Regions from separate parts of the Homo sapiens genome. Here region 2 is linked to region 1. Evidence: read pairs that join two places in POLR2A ChIA-PET (ENCODE). Cell type or tissue: IMR-90. All regions are shown on one strand. Links, peaks and the distances in the headings refer to the core of each region. The heading gives the core; the rest is flanking DNA.

Evidence for each region. ChIA-PET counts read pairs that join two places held together with the same protein. Peaks named below come from ENCODE experiments on the same cell type or tissue, not always from the same donor. Only the 100,000 strongest peaks of a DNase experiment are listed, where the experiment ranks them.
Region 2: POLR2A ChIA-PET joins it to region 1 with 5 read pairs; 2 of 35 experiments call an interaction of 5 or more read pairs at or near these places.

What each region holds. Positions count from the first base shown.
Region 1 is chr11:12,859,679-12,869,192 of GRCh38, forward strand. TEAD1 (TEA domain transcription factor 1) reads left to right here. Exons shown (of 13, transcript NM_021961.6): 4 at 2,572-2,636; 5 at 5,160-5,222. Among named protein-coding and RNA genes, the nearest start is that of TEAD1-AS1, 58 kb to the right of the region's middle. RefSeq lists a silencer at 5,164-5,458. In IMR-90, for the core only: no CTCF peak of the experiment used is centred there; DNase peaks (open chromatin) are centred at 3,593 and 5,343; H3K27ac peaks cover 494 bases.
Region 2 is chr11:12,766,926-12,776,439 of GRCh38, forward strand. All of the region lies in intron 3 of TEAD1 (TEA domain transcription factor 1), which reads left to right. Among named protein-coding and RNA genes, the nearest start is that of TEAD1, 97 kb to the left of the region's middle. RefSeq lists an enhancer at 115-614 and a silencer at 4,877-5,171. In IMR-90, for the core only: no CTCF peak of the experiment used is centred there; DNase peaks (open chromatin) are centred at 3,266 and 5,076; H3K27ac peaks cover 2,296 bases.

The DNA.
Region 1 (9,514 bases), core at 755-8,754:
GTAAAAGGGTTCACAGGATCTGAGAAGATCTTGCAGGCAGGAATGATAGACTGAATCTAAGGGGATGAAATGGAGTAGAAAAAATGTAAGGTTCTGTTTTGAGGTCTGAAAATCTCAGCTATGCATTAAAAAGACTGGAAACAGGGGTAGGGACATATCAGAAGACGAGCCCGTATGAAAAAGACCTAGGAGTTTAAGTTGGCATATATTGATAATTTATTGTGCTCCTTAAAAATTTAATGCAGTGTTTGGCTGCATTAACAGAGGTAGAGTATTTAGGATGAGAGAGGTAATAAACTGACTCTGATGCTATAGCAGGAGCACTGCCACAGTTCTGGACTCCAAGCTTTGAAAGGAAGACAGACAAAGGATGGTCACAGGATGGTGTGTGGGAGTGTTCCAAAGCTTGTCAGATAACAAAGTAACACAGGAGGTTTAGCTTGTGTACAACTCCAAGAGGACCCCAGAGCTGCTGTTAATATCTGAAAGGCAGTTAAATAAATAAGGGACTGGACTTCTTGTTAAGAGGAACAGGAAGGATCTGGGGATGAAAGTTAAAGCAGACCCCCAAAAGGAGGGTCTTCTTATTCTTAAATATGTTCTAAGATAGAATGGGCTACTTCCTCAATTTTAGAAGTGCTGACTAAGGCTTATGAGGACTTTCAGGAATGCGAATGGATGACCTAGGGGTACTTTCTAGCCCCCAGATTTCATGATTCCTTTGCCTTCCAGTGATGACCATGTCCTGCACAGTCCCAGCACTGGCAGGTGGTGGACAGAGCCATGACTCTAGGACATTCTAGGCAGTGATGAGAGAGTCTTCGCAATTCTCAGACAAGATTTCCCTAAGGACATTTTGATGTTCGTCTTCATCAGTGTTTCCAGTTCTTTACTCTGCTAGGGAAGATCTGGGGGATATGGTCACTTCCTTTCAGCAGAGGCTGTGTTATTTCCTCATTCATTCTTTTCTCTGTGCCCAGCAGTGTGCTAGGTGCTAGGGGGACATTGAGGAAGAAGACAGAGTTCTTCCCCTCTTCAAGTATGCAGTATATCTGGGAGGAAGTAAGACAACAAACACAAATTTTACAACTAACTATAAAGTTATAAATACAGTTACAGTTTGGGTACATCCTAGGAAGAAGTACAGTTTTTGCCACCATGGGGGTGTAGAACAAGGCAACCAAACCTAGTTGGGCAATTAGAGAAGACTTCCCCAAGGGAGTGACATCCAAGTGAGGCCTTGAAGGAGAAATAGAATCTAGCACAATGGTCTCAGGCTGGTGAAGCACATGAGTGAATGCCACAGCAGCAAGCTTCAGACTTGTTCTTGACCAAAGGAATTTTTCACAAGGATAGAGCTGAGCTGATACAAAGCCAGCCAACAGTAGTGCTATGAAATGGTGGTTTTCCATTTACTGTAGAAAGTATGTAGAAATAATTTCAGTTCCTGGTATTAGAGCAAGTTGAAGTCGTAAATAGGACCTGCTTAGAAGAACCCATGTCTTGTATGAGTGGTTTTTATTTCACGTGGTATTTTGGTAATACATTCTCTGCTTAGCTTCTGGGGATATTTTTTCCTATCATGGTTTTCTGAAGTCAGGTTGTCTGAGACTTCTCAGTTTCCTGGTGGGATAGGGCTAGAAGGTTTTTGTTTATACTTTTGGGCATTGTTCTTTCCCCAGAAGGTTATATAACTTGGAGGAGATTGAGTCATTTTTTTCACTGACTACCTTTAGGGGGTGTCTGCCTTCGTACTGTTAGCTTCTTGTCATTGTCCGGCTTCCGTGGCCACAGCAGCTCGTTCGTTCTCTTGTGGCTGTGATTTTAGCTGGAGTAAACTATGAGTAGAAACTTGAATAAGAAGGAAAGTGAATATGAATGTGAATATGAAAAACCAAAGACTAGAAGAGAACTGGGTTTGTTTAGTCCCAGACTAATCCTTGTCTGTATTTGTTGCTTATATGAGTGACCCACCACCCACAGCATACAAACAGACAAAAAGGCACATCTTAAAAAGATAAATTTCAGCTGGGTGCGGTGGCTCATGCCTGTAATCCCAGCACTTAAGGAGGCCAAGGCGGGTGGATCACCTGAGGTCGGGGGTTCGAGACCAGCCTGACCAACATGGAGAAACCCTGTCTCTACTAAAAATACAAAATTAGCTGGGCGTGATGGCGCACGCCTGTAATCCCAGCTACTTGGGATGCTGAGGCAGGAGAATCACTTGAACCTGGGAGGCAGAGGTTGCCATGAGCCAAGATCGTGCCATTGCACTCCAGCCTGGGCAACAAGAGTGAAACTCTGTCTTTTTTTTTTTTTTTTTTTTTTAAAAAAAAGGATAAATTTCTATTCTTAGATGCTGGTCTAAGTTCAAATTTAAATGCCTTTCATCTTAATTTTTCCTAGTAAACATTTTTGCAGACAATTGTGCTGTTTTATTTTTCTAGTATTAGTAAACACATAGTTGTAATTTTAAAATTCTTGATTCTGAATTTTGTTTTTTGCTTTCAAGGGCTTTGTTGGTTTGGTGTTTTGGTAACCCACCTCATGGTAAATTCTTCTTTCTTTCAGGTAGGAATGAATTGATAGCCAGATACATCAAACTCAGGACAGGCAAGACGAGGACCAGAAAACAGGTAAAATAACCCACCTGGAAATTGTGCATGTCAGCGAATGGCCCAAAAAGGCATTTTGGCTGCAGTGGCTGGCTATGCTTTGGCTCCTAGGAGCCCCCAATTTGAGTTCCCTGTAAGGACGTCAGTGTTGGAGGTATTTTAAATTGGCTCAGTTTTCACTGTTCATCATTTCAGTGACCCTTTATTATGTGGTCTTACAAGTTCCTTTTATACTCACATGGGAAAATGTCACTGCTAAGGACGGTGTATGAACCGCTCCTGTACTGTATTTCAAAGCTGACATTTCTTTCCCAAAATGTGCACCTGTGAACACTGCAAAAACTGCAAGTGCAAATGCACTTGCAGGTCATGAAATTTTGAGGTTTTGTGCATTGTAAAATCCTGGAGCGATTATATATTAGTCATAATTTCAATGAAAAAGTAACGCCAGCAGCCTTGAGTATTGGCCTGAATGTAATGCTAAATGATGTGCGTCCAGGGAACTGTTGCTTTTTAAGCGATGGCTTTTTGTCAGTAGCTGCTGTGACTGAAATGAAGTTACAACTTCAATACCTCTGTGCAGAGCAGTATCAGGAATTCTCTGCCCTTTGGCAGAGCTCTGCCTTTCCTCGTTCTTTCAGATGTAAAACAGCCCAAATCTCTGACATGAGCCAGTTTAGAACTGGAACGAATGAGAAATTAGTGTTTAACTAAAAACAAAAAAAAGAAAGGAGGAAAAAAAAAACCCTAAAAACCTCATGGGTGAGTTGTTCACAGAAAAGAATTATTTTTTAATGTCGATTTATGCTGAATGATACAGCATGAACCTTAAAAACTGTAATCAGACCAAAAGGCTAACTAAACCGTGGTCTCATTAAGATTGAGCAGCAGATTTCAGTTCTCTTCCCAGTGAGGAATTGTTTTCATGAGTGTTTATAACGGGGAGAGGCTTTTCCCAGGAATGCTACTTGTGCCACAGCCTGGGAGCCTGGCTGCTGAGTCAGCACAAAGAGAGGTGGCCTCCTGCCAGCACGCAGAGGCAGCGCATTGTCTGTTTGGGGGATGCTAGTGGCCCTCGTCAAGTCAGAGAATCACAGAAGAACAAAATTCGGGTGAAAACAAGTAACAGCAGGAGCCAGATGGAGGGCTGAAGAGGATGGGGGAGTTTCTGCTTCTCTGTACTTAAGAAAAGTACCAAAGCAAATTGGAAAAAAAAATAATTGAATAATTGAAGCTCAAAGACAAAGTTAAAGATAAAAGGACCGTTTATTATAAATCCTGTTTTAGAGCCGCTGGAGAGTTGGAAATGGGGTAATCACCACACAGTCTGAGTCGCTGAACTTTTAAATGGAAAGTTCTACATTTCGGAAACCAGTGGATCTAATCATCTACATTCTGACAGTGCGGGACCTGGGCTGTCTGCTGGTCTGTGAGCTCTGGTCATTTGCCCGGTGACCCCTTCACTGAGGGACTCTTCTAAATTTAACCAAGTCCCACTGAAAGAGATGCAGATTTCAGTGGAATCATTGTGTTTCAGAAGCTGGGCTCGGCTACATTTCCACGCCCCGGCATCCTGGGGATGTTTTTAGGCAGCAGTTGGTGATACCTCTCCAATGTGAATTTGTTGTTCAGCAAATCCATGTGGTTTTCAACCCAGATTTTTAACAGGATGGCTGGCTGGCTGTATTCACACATTTCGCTTTGTAATAATATGCAAATCCACTTGGCGCCCAGTCAATACCCAAAAGAGTGGAAGGATTAAAGATTTTTATAAGGGCAAAAAAAAAAAAAAATAGCTCTGCTAACTGGGTCTTTCCATTTCTCTTTGAGATCTAATTTACATGTCAGTATTATTTTAACGTTTGCTACAGAATCCAGAGCTCTTAATGAGATCAGAATACAACCAACAGCTTCAGCTTTTTGATTCTGCAGAATGTGCTAATTTATGGATAGTCTCTTCTAAATTGAGAAAAAGGGATTTTCCCTCCTGATACTGAGAAGCTATAAATATTTTCATTTACCTTTACTCCCACCTTTTTAATTTTAGAATGAAAACAGCCCCTCTCATCCCTCCCAAAATTAGTTTTTCCCAGTGCCCATGATTTCTCTTGGGTGGGAAGACTAAGATGAGTCTTAACTTTCATCCTGAATCAAGTCACTGCAGTGATGACCCAGTATGAAAAGCTTAGAGCAGCGCTGGGGGCTTGTGTCTGGCTGGGACTGTGTATTCCTAACTGCAGAGCTTTGTTGAGATGCAAATAACCACCCCCCAACCCCACCCCAAAACCCTCCCAAAGAGTAGCGATTTTATATTTGATTTCCTTTTTTGTTTTGTTTTGTTTTGTTTTGTTTTGTTTTGTTTTGTTTCCCCTCATAAACCCGAACAATGTAGGTGTCTAGTCATATACAGGTCTTAGCAAGAAAGAAAGTTCGAGAAATTCAAGCCGCCATTAAGGTACGTCTGGCTTGCCCACTTGTAGGGGGCTTTTCATCTCCATGGTTACAGGCTTTTCCTTTGTTTTCCTCCCTTCCCCTACCCTGCAGGTGTCTAGTCACATTCAGGTTCTTGCCAGAAGGAAATCTCGTGATTTTCATTCCAAGCTAAAGGTATGCGCTTTTCTGCTTTTTGGCTTGTGGTTGCTATGCATCTCACTTCCTGTTTTCCATGGTGACTGGTGAATGCCTGGTGCTGGGATTCTCGTAACCTAGTTTCCTTGCATGTGAGAGCTGTTTACATTTCTTTGTGTTTAATCTCTCTGTTTCTGTACTAGCCTCACATTAAACTCAATGTGTGTGAGCGCGTGTGTGTGTTTGCGTGTGTGTGTGCGTGTGTATGTGTGTGTTCCTAATAACAATGCAAATGCAGCAGAGAGCTGGTCTTGATAACTTTTCAGCACAGAAACATGATTTTTTTTTTTTAACCTTCAGATGTCCACCAAGCAGCCATGGGCTAGGAAAGCTTAAAAAAAGAAAAGTCCAGAGATGCAAAATTGAGTAGAAATTATTTAGAAAGAATCATTTCCAAAGTGGTCATGAAATTACCTTTTTAAAAAATTTAGAAATTATTTTAACTCATGCTTTTGATGTATTTTTAAGAAGACTTATAAAAAATACGTCTTTTTCATGCATGTCTCTTCCCTCAGAGTATTTTCAGCCAGATTTCTTCCACATTGCTTACTACTGTTTTTTAAGTGAATGGCGCTCTTATTAAAAGAGAAATCTGAGCAGTGGCCTTTAAAAAAAAAAGATAGATCTTAGAGATGGGAAAACTCTTGATCAAACCCATTTGCAGTTTCATTTGTACTTGAGTTTGCTTAAATTTTTTTTTACTTGTACCTCATTTTTCAGTCTCAAAATATATTTTATAGGAAAAATGGGGGCATTGATAATTTTTCATATACAACTTCTTTCTGCTTTTTCCCTTTATAAAATTTATAATAAAACATACCTGACTTTTATTTTTCTGTAATGCCCTATTTTAGAAATGCAAAGAGATTATAGTTTGCAAGGAGGAGCTTTCGTTTATAATAAAAATTGATTTTGGCACATATTGATGGCTTTCCCATGTGCCTTTTTCGGTTCTGTTCTGATATTTTTCTATACAGTAATTAAATTTGTGGTTTTGTTCTGAACTAAAAAACAGTGTAGTCTCACAACACTTGAGTGGTGAGCACTGGGACTCTTCCCAAAGTCCTTCGACTTTTTTTTATGCAAACAAGGCTGGCTGTGGAATAGGACAAGTGATTAGGAAGGAGCATTTGGTGTGCCCTCTGCAGTGGGCAGCATGCTGGCTCGCTCGCACGTGTGGCTGATGGTGGCTGGCTTTTAGCTGCACTGGCTGAGCAGTTGGAAGACTAAGATAACTTTGTAGATCCTGCTTTTTAACCAAAGGTGCAATACTCTCTATATGGATGTAACTACCCCAGTTTTTGCTCAAGTTCTGACTCTGTTTCTAGTTTCTCTGAGCTAATGAATTAATGATGTACAAAGAAGTTTACAGATAACAATGTTGTTTCCATCTGTGATGATATGAATTGCTCTATTTCTGCACTGTCTGTGTGGTTCCTGTGGACTCACCAGGGCACACAGCCTTAGACTGAAAGCCCTATAAGTGAGGAATAAAGCTCTTCTGTTCAGAAGGGATTCCCATGTGATATAGGAAGCACTCTTTTTCTCACTTGGTGAATTTTAGAGTTTTCTTCCATAGAAACAATTTTTCTGTTGCTTTATACATGTACATATGTAAAAATACACAGCGGTATTTATGTTTGTTTCTAAAAAAAAATTAACAATAATAAAAAAGAAACATTCCCCTGACTTTCAGCCCTGGGCCACTCTCTTTTGGGGCAGGCACAAGGAAGAGACAGAAACAGAAGCAGTAGGATAGCAACTGGCTCAGCATTTAAGCTCCAAGAACCACCTCCGTCTTCTTGTAGTTTCTTCCGTTCTTTCCTACCATATTGTTCTTGGAAAAATGGAGTCCTTTGTTTTTCCATCTGCTAATACCAACTGAGTGTTCCAGGCATGGTGCTTGCTCACTGTGATGGGCAGTTAACAGCCAATATCCTGTTCAGGGAGCTGGCCATGTAAATGGGAATGTAAACTAGAGGAGCACTTTGGGTAATAGCGGGAGCAGCCAAAATGAAATGTGGGGTGCATCCCGGGGATGAGCTTCGTGGAGAGTATACTGTTAAGTTTGGCAATTGAAAGAGGAAAGGCAGCCTAATGCGTGCTCCCTCATTTAAGCTCACTATGAAGTGACTTACAGTATTCTGCTTTTGGGGCATGATACTGAGGAAACTGGGGCTGAGAGAGTATAATTGACTAGTCACAAAGCCTTCCTAGTAAGTGGTGAAGCCAGGATTTGAACTCAGATCTTTTTGCACCCTAAACGAATCATTGTTTTAGATAAAATTTTATCTAGTGAAGGTGGGAGAATGTTTTCAAGCAGAGGGCTTCACACCAGCACACTGTACCTAAACTGTCACCCCTCACAGTCTTTGGGGCTGGGCATTCAGCCTTTGCTACCAGCCCTTCACTTGGCATCCACATTTTAACTTTGAGCCCTTGGTCAAAACGTGGACTTAATTTGGGTTGGTGCTGTGAGGGTCATCAGTAACTGGGGGAATGACATGGTCCTGGAGACAGAGCTGCTTGGCACCACTCTGAGGGCATTAGGACAGTCGCAGAGAGTGAGGCTGTCTGTCACCTGCTTGCAGGAGTTGGTGCTGCTTTCTTTCACTCCCTCCATGAGCATTTTATCTCAAAGGCAGTATACTTAACCTTCCTAACCAGCCATTACCAGGATATGGGCTCAACTCTGTTGATGTCCCAGCTCCATCCATACCCCCTTGTTCAGCTCTGGAATCTAATAGCACATTTGTGAGGAGGCAGGGACAAGCATCTTTACCGAGGTCATCATGGGGTCAGGCTGATAGCCATGGTCTTCTTGGCCTCCCACACTAGCTAGTGAGATAAACTCGCTACAGATAATTGAGGTCATCCCAAAAGACAACAAGGATAGCTTCTGGGTGGGTGGGGAGCAGAGGGGAGTGGCAGGAAGTATCCAAGCTTAAAAGAGACACTGTGCTTTGCCTGGGAAGATGTAGGAAGGCCTCCTGGAGCAGGTGGCTGGTGGCTGACCATCCCAGTAACTATCCTTGCAGACACTGCCCTAGCCAGGTTGGTTACCACTTCTCCACAAACTCAGACGTCGAAGGGGTAGACAAAGGTCTATGGTCCTCATGTGAAGACCGAAACCAGACTTGCATTTGTCTGTCCCTCTGTGGAGTTGGAAAAGTGGCTTACCCGCAATGGAGGCCACTGCCAGATGTGTCTTCCTGGTGAGTCTTCTTGCTTATAAGCTTCTCTTTACTTTCCAGGGAAGGGTGTGGCAGAGTTCTTTGGGCTGGTGTTTTCCAGCCTTTTTAAAGTAGCAAAACTCATGTTTTGAATTGAAGCTTACTCCCTCAAATCCTTAGTAATGGCCTCTTAGGCTATTCCATTGAATCAGGTTTGAAAAGCCCCCTGTTTTAGGCAGAAGGAAAAGGAGGTGTCTACCTCTTATGCTGTCCCTTCCAGCCTTTACAGAGAGCTCCTGTGTCCCATTTAAAGCCCATGTTTTTAAATTCTGTAGTTTTGAAGTTCTGCCATGTTCCTAGGAAGAAAACAGACTCCAGGAGAGAGTGGTCATTTGATGTCACATTGATAGATGAGTCATCCTAGCTACAAAAGTTACTCTCCTGAAAATCCGTTAGAATAAATTCTAAAGGTCAGCTTTATGCTTCTACTAATTGGCAGTTGTTCTCAATGTGCTTGTTTGTGGACTAGATCACCCCCAAATTGTGTAGACTTAAATTTTAGTAAAGAAAAAAATTGTTCTAGTGAAAGTCTAAGATTTCTACGTAGATTTGAACTTGAAAAGCATAGGAATGATTACTGAATTCAGTCCAGTGGTTTTCATTGAGAACCTAAGTGTGTTCTAGGTCCTTTTGTAGACGTTGGGCACATAGAATTGAATCCAGAGTTTCTGTTCTTGAGGAACATTGAACTTTTCTGTTATTTTTCCAGTAGATATCCACAGCTAGGGGGCTCTGCAGTAGAAATTAAACAGGATAGTGCAGAGGCTGCCCAAGTGAAAAGAATGATTCATTCTGGGAGTGAGGGAATTAAAGCTTCATGGAGAAGTGTCATTAGAACTAAACATAGTTGAAGGCAGAGAATTTCCATAAAGTTGGGACTATCTGGGGGACCATGAAGAGCATCATGTAATTGGGGACATGCGGTGGGAGGTAAGACTGGAGGAGCCTAAGGGAAGGGCCCTCGATTATCCCACTGAGGAGAAGGGATTCATCTGTGGGCCTAGGGGCATACATGGGGTTCATTCAAATTTACCCTCT
Region 2 (9,514 bases), core at 1,039-9,038, 92 kb before region 1:
CCACCCCCACCTCCAGGCAGCTGCCTTGGGGAGGAAACATCCCCCCTGAACTCCCTGTCTCTGGTCGACATGAGGAGCTTTGCTTCTACTGCTACCTTGGAAGGGAACCATGGTGGTTAATGGGACTATTGGTGGTGGAGACTGGACCCCTTAAGAGGAACTGCCCTGGTTGACTGGGAGCTGCCTCTGACCTGCCTGTGACTTGGAGGATGAGAGACAGTTGACTTGGGAGTCTCCCTGTTGAGGCCCCAGCCACTCGAGAACTGAATCATATGAGCAGTGTGGGGCCAGAGCTACTGTCCTGGGCTTTTGGCCTGTTCCCCATCTTACCATACATGAATTGGGACACAAACCAGACCAGGAGTCAGGGTTTCTTAAGGCCTTAAAGAGCATACTTTTTTTCTAAGGGTTCTGAAAATGAAAACATTTAAAGCATTTTTGAATTCCATGCAGTAAAATAAAAACGGTTTAGTCTTTTAGTGAAATACCGAGTGTTTTTTACTTGAAAGGGTTATGGTTATTCCAATATTTCAGAGCATTTGTAGAGTGCTTTGTGATGTCACTAATCCTGAGCCATTGGAGAAACAAGGTCAAGTGATTTATTTTGGTAATGAAATTTTGTTCGTGGTTGGCAGTAGGGCAAATGCAGTCTTATAAAGGAGAAAAAAGGACAACTCTATGATGAGGTTTTTGGCCACCGGAGGAGGTGGCTTCATTCGCTTTCTGCTAACTTGGTCTTTGGGGAGCTGAGACTTTATGTGTTTGGGCTGTGTGTGGATAGGTGGCTTCTGCTGTGGGCACCCTTATGTGTAGGCAGTCGTTTTTATGGATTACTAGAAGGGGTACGAGATGTCCTTTGACCTGGTTCCTAAGGGCATGTGTGCTCAGTCCCTGGGGCTCTCTCTTTCTCTGTGCTTGTCTTTTTCATTTTTTGTTTTTACACAGCTACGTGTGACTCTTTTCCTGGTAGATCATGGGAGAGGAGATAGATAGCAGGAGGACAAGATGAGAGGGAAGTTCTTGATCAACAAACTTATCCAGAATTGGATTTCAGAGGAGCAGGCTGTAGTTTAAAACAAAACAAAATAGATAGCAAACCACGGGAACACCTGAATTTGTTACTTTTGCAACTGAAAATCCCAGTCAGATAGACCCCATAATCAAATAGGGCAGGGACAGGAACTAACCTTCACTGGTTGCTTGCTGTAGAGGCAGAGAAGTATATAACACTTAACAGTCTGGACTCTATAAATAATATGAATCCTGGCCCTGCACTTCTAGATATCAGATTTTTATCGAGTTACCTTACTTCTCTGTCTCAATTTCCTCAACTGAAAAGGAGGATTAGATAGATCTTACTGTGTAGGATTATTAGAAGAATTAAATGAACTAATTGTTATCTGGAACACCACCACCCCCTGCAATGTTTGAACTGTATCTAGCATATAGTGAGAGGTATGTAAGTGCTTATGAACTGAAAACAAAGAAGTGCTCTCTGCCAAGCACTATGCTAAAGGCTCCACATACAATTCTGTCTAATGCTCTTAACAATGCTTTGAAGCTGGTATTATCATCCTCACTGTATAGACAGGAAGCTGAGTCTGAGAGGGGTAAAATGGCTTGCACATGGCCAATATAAATGGTATAGCTAGCAGGTTTCAAATTCAGGGCTGTCTGACTCTACATCTTGGACTTTTCTACTGAGCTTTTGTTCCTTCCTTGGTAGAGACCGTTATACATAAATCCAGTGAATCAGTATTGAGCCCCAGCGCAGCTGTATTCCAGCCCTGTGCTAGGGGTTGTCAGGGATACTGTAGTGAACCAGACAGACATGGTCCCTGCCCTCATGGAGCTATCTCAAGTTCATTTGCAGGAAACTGACCTGAGGTCAGGACTGTGTGCCAAAGCTTTCTGAGAAGTTTGAGAGCCCTTTGAAGATGGTCACCTTCCACTTAGCCTTTTGAAGCCTATTCTTGGCTACCAAGGTCGAGGGCACCTGGCCTGTTGCTGGCAGGAAGAAATCATCTCAAATAACATAGCGGAGAGGATCCCAGATCACAAGCCTGGCCTCGGTAGTGGCCAGGAGGATGTCTGGAAGATTCTAGTGCCCTAGGATCCTATAAGCAGTCTGGGCAGAGCTGTTGCTTCCAGACATCTTCCTGGCCACTATTGACTTTCTCCTTTTGCAAGCAGATGTCTTCAGGATCCTTGCTTAGGTCAGCTCCAAGGAAGGACCCTTTCTTACTGGGATACCAGGACTACTGGTCAGCCCCAGAGACCTGAATTGTGAGGACCAGCGAAGATGAGGGGGAGGGTGTCTCTAGTCAGTCCTCCCCCGCTGCTGACCTGTGCCCTGCCCACCAGGACAGCATAGGACTTAGGATTGCATCTTTCTTTACTTCATAGGAGCAGAAGTCAGAAGAGGAAAGAGGGCTTTTTAAATGAGGTAGTGGCAGAACTGACAAGGGGGTATCAGAATGAGAGTGCACACAAGTAAGTGGGAGTATGTATTGATTAGTCAGTACAGCAAAGAGACTGAAACCTGTGGTCGCTACACTCCTCTGGATGCAGAGGACTGGTCAAAAAATTGCAGAATCATCCTTTTATAAGATAGTATGTTCTCATAACAGCTCTTTGAGGATCAGGGAGGTAGGCTTTGTCAGTGGAGGCCCCAGAGCCCTGGTGTGGAAATGGCCATAGACTCCCAGCCCTGGAGGGTCTCCAGGCCTTGGCAAAGTGTTCTTCTCGGAGCTCCATATGAACATCATGTGGCATCTTTGATTTCCTCTTTCGGACCTCTGATTCAGGGTGTTATTTCAAGTTAATTGGTTAGAAGCGTGAAACAAACAGCTATGTGGTAGAACAGGCTAGAAGCTCCCAAAGCCGGGACCCCACCGATCACAGGATGTATTTCAAGGCCTGGAATATAGAAGGTGTCAGTAATGTTTGCTGAATAAATGCTTATGGGAGATGAATTATGGTTCAAACAGAGAACGTAGGTGATTAAGCCTGTAAGCCCTGAGGGCCTCTCCTGTGGGAGGAAGTGGCTAGAAAAAAAGAAGGAAAAAAAGAGGAAGATGTTTATTTAATGATCTTAGATTGAGAAAGAAGAAGCCCTATTTTTTATGTTGGCAAATGTTAGTTGAAGAGATAGAAAAGATTTCTGCACAAAATATGGACAATAGCAGAGCAAGGGTTAATTCTGGAATGCTCAGAACAGATGAGTAATGGGGAATTTTTGAAATAGTTTGGTTCCTGTGAGAATAGCAGGGCCAGCGTCATCAGCATTTTGATTGGGAAGCTTAATGTGTGGGGGGTATGCAAAAGTGTATGCACAAGGTGTGAGCTCATGTGCAATCCGGGTACAAAGTAGCTAATTAAAGATGGCTCAAGAATTGGTCATAAGGGAGGTAGAAGGAAAAGAACATGAAAGTATTACCAAGTTATGCTTTCCAACAGCTTTTCTGTGGCAGTGGATGAGCCCTGGGATTCAGGAAGATGTGGATTCATAAATCATTTATTGAGGGCCTGCACTGTGCTTTGAATGTGATGGGGACAACAGACATAAAATAACTTAAAAAGCTGACCTGTGTGAGCAGTTAACATACCAGGCACTTTCCCATTGCTATAGGATGTGCGATCTTGATTATTCCTCAAAAACAACCCAATAATATAGGTACTGTAATTATGCCCATTTTGCTGCTGAGGAAAGTGAGGTCCAGCAAGGTCAAGTTATTTGCTTGAGGTCACATAGTAAATAAGCTGTGGAGCTGACATTTACAACCAAGCCAGTCAATACAAATGACTCCAATATTGATATGGAAGGAAGTATATTCTGTACTAGAGATATACCTGGTTTAGTAGTGGAGCAGCACAAAGTGTGATCATTTATGATTGGGGAATTGACTTGTATATGTTTGAGAATGAAAGAGAGCATGAGACAGACAGACTTAGCTAACTTTGAACTTTGGGAAAAAGATCATGTAGCGGTTTTTAAACTTATTTTGGATTATAGATTATTTTGGATTTCCACCCCTTGGAGAATCTGTGGAAAGCTATGGACCCTTTCCCCCAGAAAAATCACATATTTGTATGTAGTTTTAGGACTGTTGCATGTAACTTCAGGCAAGTTCTGGAGCACAGGTTCAGACTTGCCCCATTGGGGAAAAGGAGAAGGGAAGGGCATTCTGGCTGAAGGAACATGTGATAAAGGCATGGAGGCCTGGAAGGGCACAGCCCTGATGTGCTTAGAAATGAAAATATCTCCTGGGGGAGGGGTACAGGAGCCAGCATTGTGTCGTTGCGGGTCCGAGTGCCATGCCAAGGTGCCTGGCACTCATCCTGGGGGCAGACGGAAGCCATTACATTTTTTTCAGGAGAGATGACATGTCTCAGCCTGTGTTTGACAAAACTAGATCTGAAGGCGTGAAGACAAGTTAGATGGCTGTTACAGTAGTCCGGTAGGAGAGCCTGAGGCCTGCACTAGGATGCAGGCGGTGCTGGTAGGAGGAGGGAGTTTCAGAGATAAAACCAACAGAATTGGCTGATGGGATGAGATTTGTGAAAAAGAAGGAGTTTGATTTCAGGTTCCACTTCTGGCTCATTGGGAGGATGGTGGTACTGTTAAGCGAGATGGGGAGTGGAGGCAGGAGAAGCAGGTTTGTAGAGAAGAGAGGAATGAGGAGTTAAGTTTTGTCATATGCTTGATGTACTGGATGACCATCCAGATGGAGATGACCTGTAAGGAGTTGGAAATTCCTGCCTAGAGCTCAGTCAGATTGAAGTTGCAGGGGTAGTTTGGAGCCTCATCATCAGAGAAGTGATCTGATAATGGCCTGTGATGCCCAGGCTCACAATTTATCAAGGGCAAAACTGGCATGGATATTAAATGGAATGTCTGTAGCACTGGGAGAGTAAAGTGATTGCCTTTTTCAGAAAAGGGAAGACAGATTAGTGGTTCCCAAGGCTCACTATCAACAGAAACACTCAAAGAGCTTAAAAGACAAAACAACTACTGACTAAGAATATCTGGGAGTATGGCCTGGGAAACTGTATTTCTAAATGCTCCCTGAGTCATTTGGGTGATCAGCCAGGTTTGAGAGCTGCTGGGCTAGCTGCAGTCTGGGTCCAAGAAGACAGGACCACATTTTTAGAGTGATAAACAAGTGAGCAGAGAATGAGGCTAACATTTGAAGCAGTCTTTATGAGGTTTTGGTGCAGGAAATGAATGACGCTAGTTTCATTCTTCAGTTTATGTTCACTTTCTACCTAGAGGGAACATTACCATGACCAGGTCTTCAGAGAGTTTGACCATGCATGGAAGGAGACACGGTATCCTGAAGGGCAGAACAAATTAAGAGAAGACTTTTTCTAGGACAGGGGAGACACTTGGCCATTTGGTTAGTTGGGGAAAAGAATTTATGAGTTGAGGATGTATTTGATGGAGCAAAACCCAGAAGAGACTTTAAAGGGAAAGGAGCCTCTTTTCCTCTGATGCAGAATGGAGGAGGATGGGGGGAGGGCCGAGAGGGGGCCTCATTGCTTCTCTCAAATGAAGGTTATTGTGGGCTTTTGAAAAGTAGAGCAAGCTTAGTACAGATGTACAGTATAGATGTTATCATTGACAGACAGGGATGATTAAAAGAACTACTCAGCAGTGAGTATTAGCAGAGAGTATTACTTTCTTTTTTATTTGAAATTTTTGTTGAGATACTGTAGATTCACATGCAATGGTAAGAAATAATACCCAAAGGGATCCTTTATGCATGTTGCCCATTTCCCCCCAATATGGTTACATTTTGCAAAACTGGAGTGTAATATTGCAACAAGCGGGATATTGGCATCCACACAACCCAGTGATACGACTCAGATTTTCCCAGTTTTACTTGAACTCGTTTGTGTGTGCGTACTAAGTTGTGTACACTACTTGTTGTGTGTTAGTCTTGTGCAGGTTCATGTCTCCACCGCCACAATCAGAATACAGAACAGCTCCAACACCACAGGACCCGGGTTGCCCTTCTCCCTAACTGCTGGCAACCACCGATCTGTCCTCTGTTTATAAAATTTTGTCATTTCAAACATGTTATATAAATGGAATCAGACTACATGAACCTTTTGGGATTGGCTTTTTTTCAACTCAGCTTAATTCCCGGGAGATTCATCCAGGTTGTGTGTATCAAGTTTGTTCCTTTTTATCATTGAGTAGTATTCTGTGGTGTGTATGTACCACAGTTTGTTTAACCATTCTGCTGTTCAAGGGCATCTGGGCTGATTCCAGTGTTCAGGCATTTCAAATCCACTGTGAACATACACGTATAGGTCTTTGTATGAAACTAAGTATTCACTTACATGGGATAAATGCCCACGAGTGTCATTTGCTGGCTCATATGGTATTTGTACATTCAGTATTTTTTTCTTTTAAACTGCCCAAGTGTTTTCCAGAGTAGTTGTACCACTTTACATTCTCACCTGCAATCTAGTTTCTCTGCATCCTCACCAGCATTTGGTGTCATCACCATTGTTTATTTTCATTGTGATAGGTGTGTAATTGATACCTCATGTGGTTTTAATTTGCATTTCCTTAAAGACTAACGATGTTGAACATCTTTTCATGTGCTTATTTGCCATCTGTATATCCTCTTCAGTGAAATGTCTGTTCATGTCTTTTGTTCGTTTTCTAATTGGAGGGTTTATGTTGTTACTGTTGTGTTTTTGGAATTCTTTTTTCTAGATACAACTCCCTTTTTTGGATATGTGGTTTGCAAAGATTTTCTCCTTATCTGTAGCTTATCTTTTCATCTTTTCTCATGGGCAAAGCAAAAGAACTTTTAGCAGAGCAAAACTTTTAACAGCGAAAGTTTTAATTTTGATGAGGTCTTATTTATTAGTTTTTCCTTTTGTGAGTCATGCTTTTGGTGTTGAGTCTGAGAACTCATTGCCTAGCCCTAGGTCCTGAAAATTTTCTCCTGTGTCTTGTTCTAAGAGTTTATAGTTGTATGTTTTAAATGTAGGTCTGTGATGCATATTACTTGTGAGGGAACCCATTGTCATGATTCTGTGATTTTCTTTACAAGAAGGTTATTGGGTTTATTCATATTTTGACAGTTGTTATGGCTTGGTCGTAGGAGTCTAAGTTGGGAAAGTGACAGGGTGAAGCTGGAGGGGCTGGTAGGCCATGAGGCATGCTGTTCAGAGGCTCTGGTGCATGTAGGAGAGGAGGCAGGACAGGAGGCTCTGGTCATGCATGGGAGAGGCAGCACTGAGATTAGAGATGGAAAGATTTCAGGGGATGAGTTTCGAGGTGTGGCCACAAATACGGTCAACTGATGTGAATGTGGGCGATGGACATGGGAGATGAGGAAGCAAGGCACTGTGAAGCTCATCCACAGTGACTTGATTAATCACTTAGATGCTGAACTTCACAGTGGTAAAGTGTGCATTTTTAAAGAAGGTACCGAAGTAAACCAGGTGCTGAGGGATTTCTTTGAGGAGTACATGGCCCCATGGATATGCATGGAAAGATGTTGATAGAGTGTAAGTGGTGTCTAAAAGCAGAGAGCAGAACAGTGGGACAGGAGGTATATCAAGGTCAGAAGAAAATGCCAACATTTCTACCTTCCTCTTCCCAAATTCTTCAGTTGGTCCAAAACTATACCTGTTTGTGATGTATAGTTATAGTTACATGGGCCAGCCATACAAGCTCTTTGAGCCTTGTTGCCATCACCAGTAGAATGGGGCTGGTAAGTCAGCATGTTTCTTTCTACCTCTCAGCAATGTTGAGAGAAAATGTAATTATGTATGAAGAAGTTCTTTGAATTCTTAAAATTAATGGTTTAATTAATTTAAACAGAAAACCAAATATCGCATGTTCTCACTTGTAAGAGAGAGCTAAATAAGGAGAACACATGGACACCGACACATAGATGAGAGCAATAGACACGGGGCCTGATGGAGGGTAGGAGGAGGGAGAGGATTGGGAAAAATAACGAATGGGTACCAGGCTTAATACCTGGGCAACAAAATAATCTGTACAACAAACTCCCATCACACGACTTTACCCATATAACAAACCTGCACATGTACCCCTGAACTTAAAAGTCAAAAAAAAGGAAGTTATATCATATTTTAAAAAAGTAATGCTTTTAGAAGTTAAGCCTGTTCAGGACTTGTTGGAAAAGTAGGAAAGAACACTATGGAACCATCAAACAGAGTTAAGCATCCCTAGTTCAGTTAGAGGGCTGTGTGGTTAAGGGAGAAATTGAGCTGAGCCCTCCTTTCTTAGGGTTTCTGTCAAAGAACAGGGGGACGGGGAGCTCCAGGGCAGACTTTTAGAGATCAGAGCCACAAATGATGGAAGGGACTGTTGCTGGGCAGAGGTTCATCAGGCCTCCCTCACAGTGGCCCTCCGCAGCATCAGAGGGAAGTAGAGAGTGGGTGGACATTTGTGTTCTTAGCAGCACAGGCCTGGATTCAACGATGTTTCTCTGTTCTCATCCCCACCGGACCCCCACCTCTAGAGCTTCAGTTCCTCACTCATCTGCTGCTGTGGCCTTCCATTTTACGTGAAAGCGTGTCTCTGATTTATTATTGTTGTTATGTATTTTATCCCGTTCCAGTGATAGTATGTGTTTAAAGTGGTCTTTTTAAAATAAATGATCATTATTGATGGTAGTGTTCTGTTGGTCTCTCACTAAAGGTGCTATTTTAGAGACTGTTCAACTTGATAAATCTAAATATAGAAGTGTGTTCGTTGGGAGGATCCTAGAAAAAAATCTGGAGGAATTTACAGTCTACTAATAGTGGTTGCCACAGGGAGATGGGATTATAGGAGACTCGGTTTCTATTATGTTTCTGTATTAATGGGATTTTTTCAATCGCAAACATATGTTACTTTTGGAATCAGAAGAAAAAAGATAATTGTGTCAAGTTTATTTTTTCCTCTGGTTCTGAGTAAAGGATATTCATTAAAGAAAAATGTGGAAAATAGCAAGAGTTAGAAAGCAAACCATATTGCCTGGGTCCACTGTGGTGTGGTGTTTACTGGCGGCGGGGGGTTCACCCGGGGAAGTTACGGCAGGGTCACAGTGGGCAGGGAGGGGTGCAGGGGTGTTTGGAGAGCATCTCTCCCTTCCACTTGTGGGTGGCTGAGGTATCAAGCTCAGGGGACAGGTGGTCAGAGAGTGGCAGTGCTAGGGCGGGGGAGGAGAACAGGGCATTCTTATTATAGGTTTTAGGACATTGGTCCGGGACTTCAACAGGTGCCCTGGCCACTTGAGTGTGTCAGTCAGCTGGCCCAGCTCAGAGACGCATAATTCCAACATTCATGTATTATGGTAAGATGGTGATGGGAGAGAGAAAGGAAGACGTCCACATCCATTCCTTGAATGTGCATAGGCTCACACCGCAAATAGAATGAACGGGATCCACATCTCTGCTGAGTATTTTTCGTTCAGCTTGTACATGAGAGTAGACGTGGTTTATTCCTAGAGGGTTGGGGGCTTCTCTCTGCCAGTAA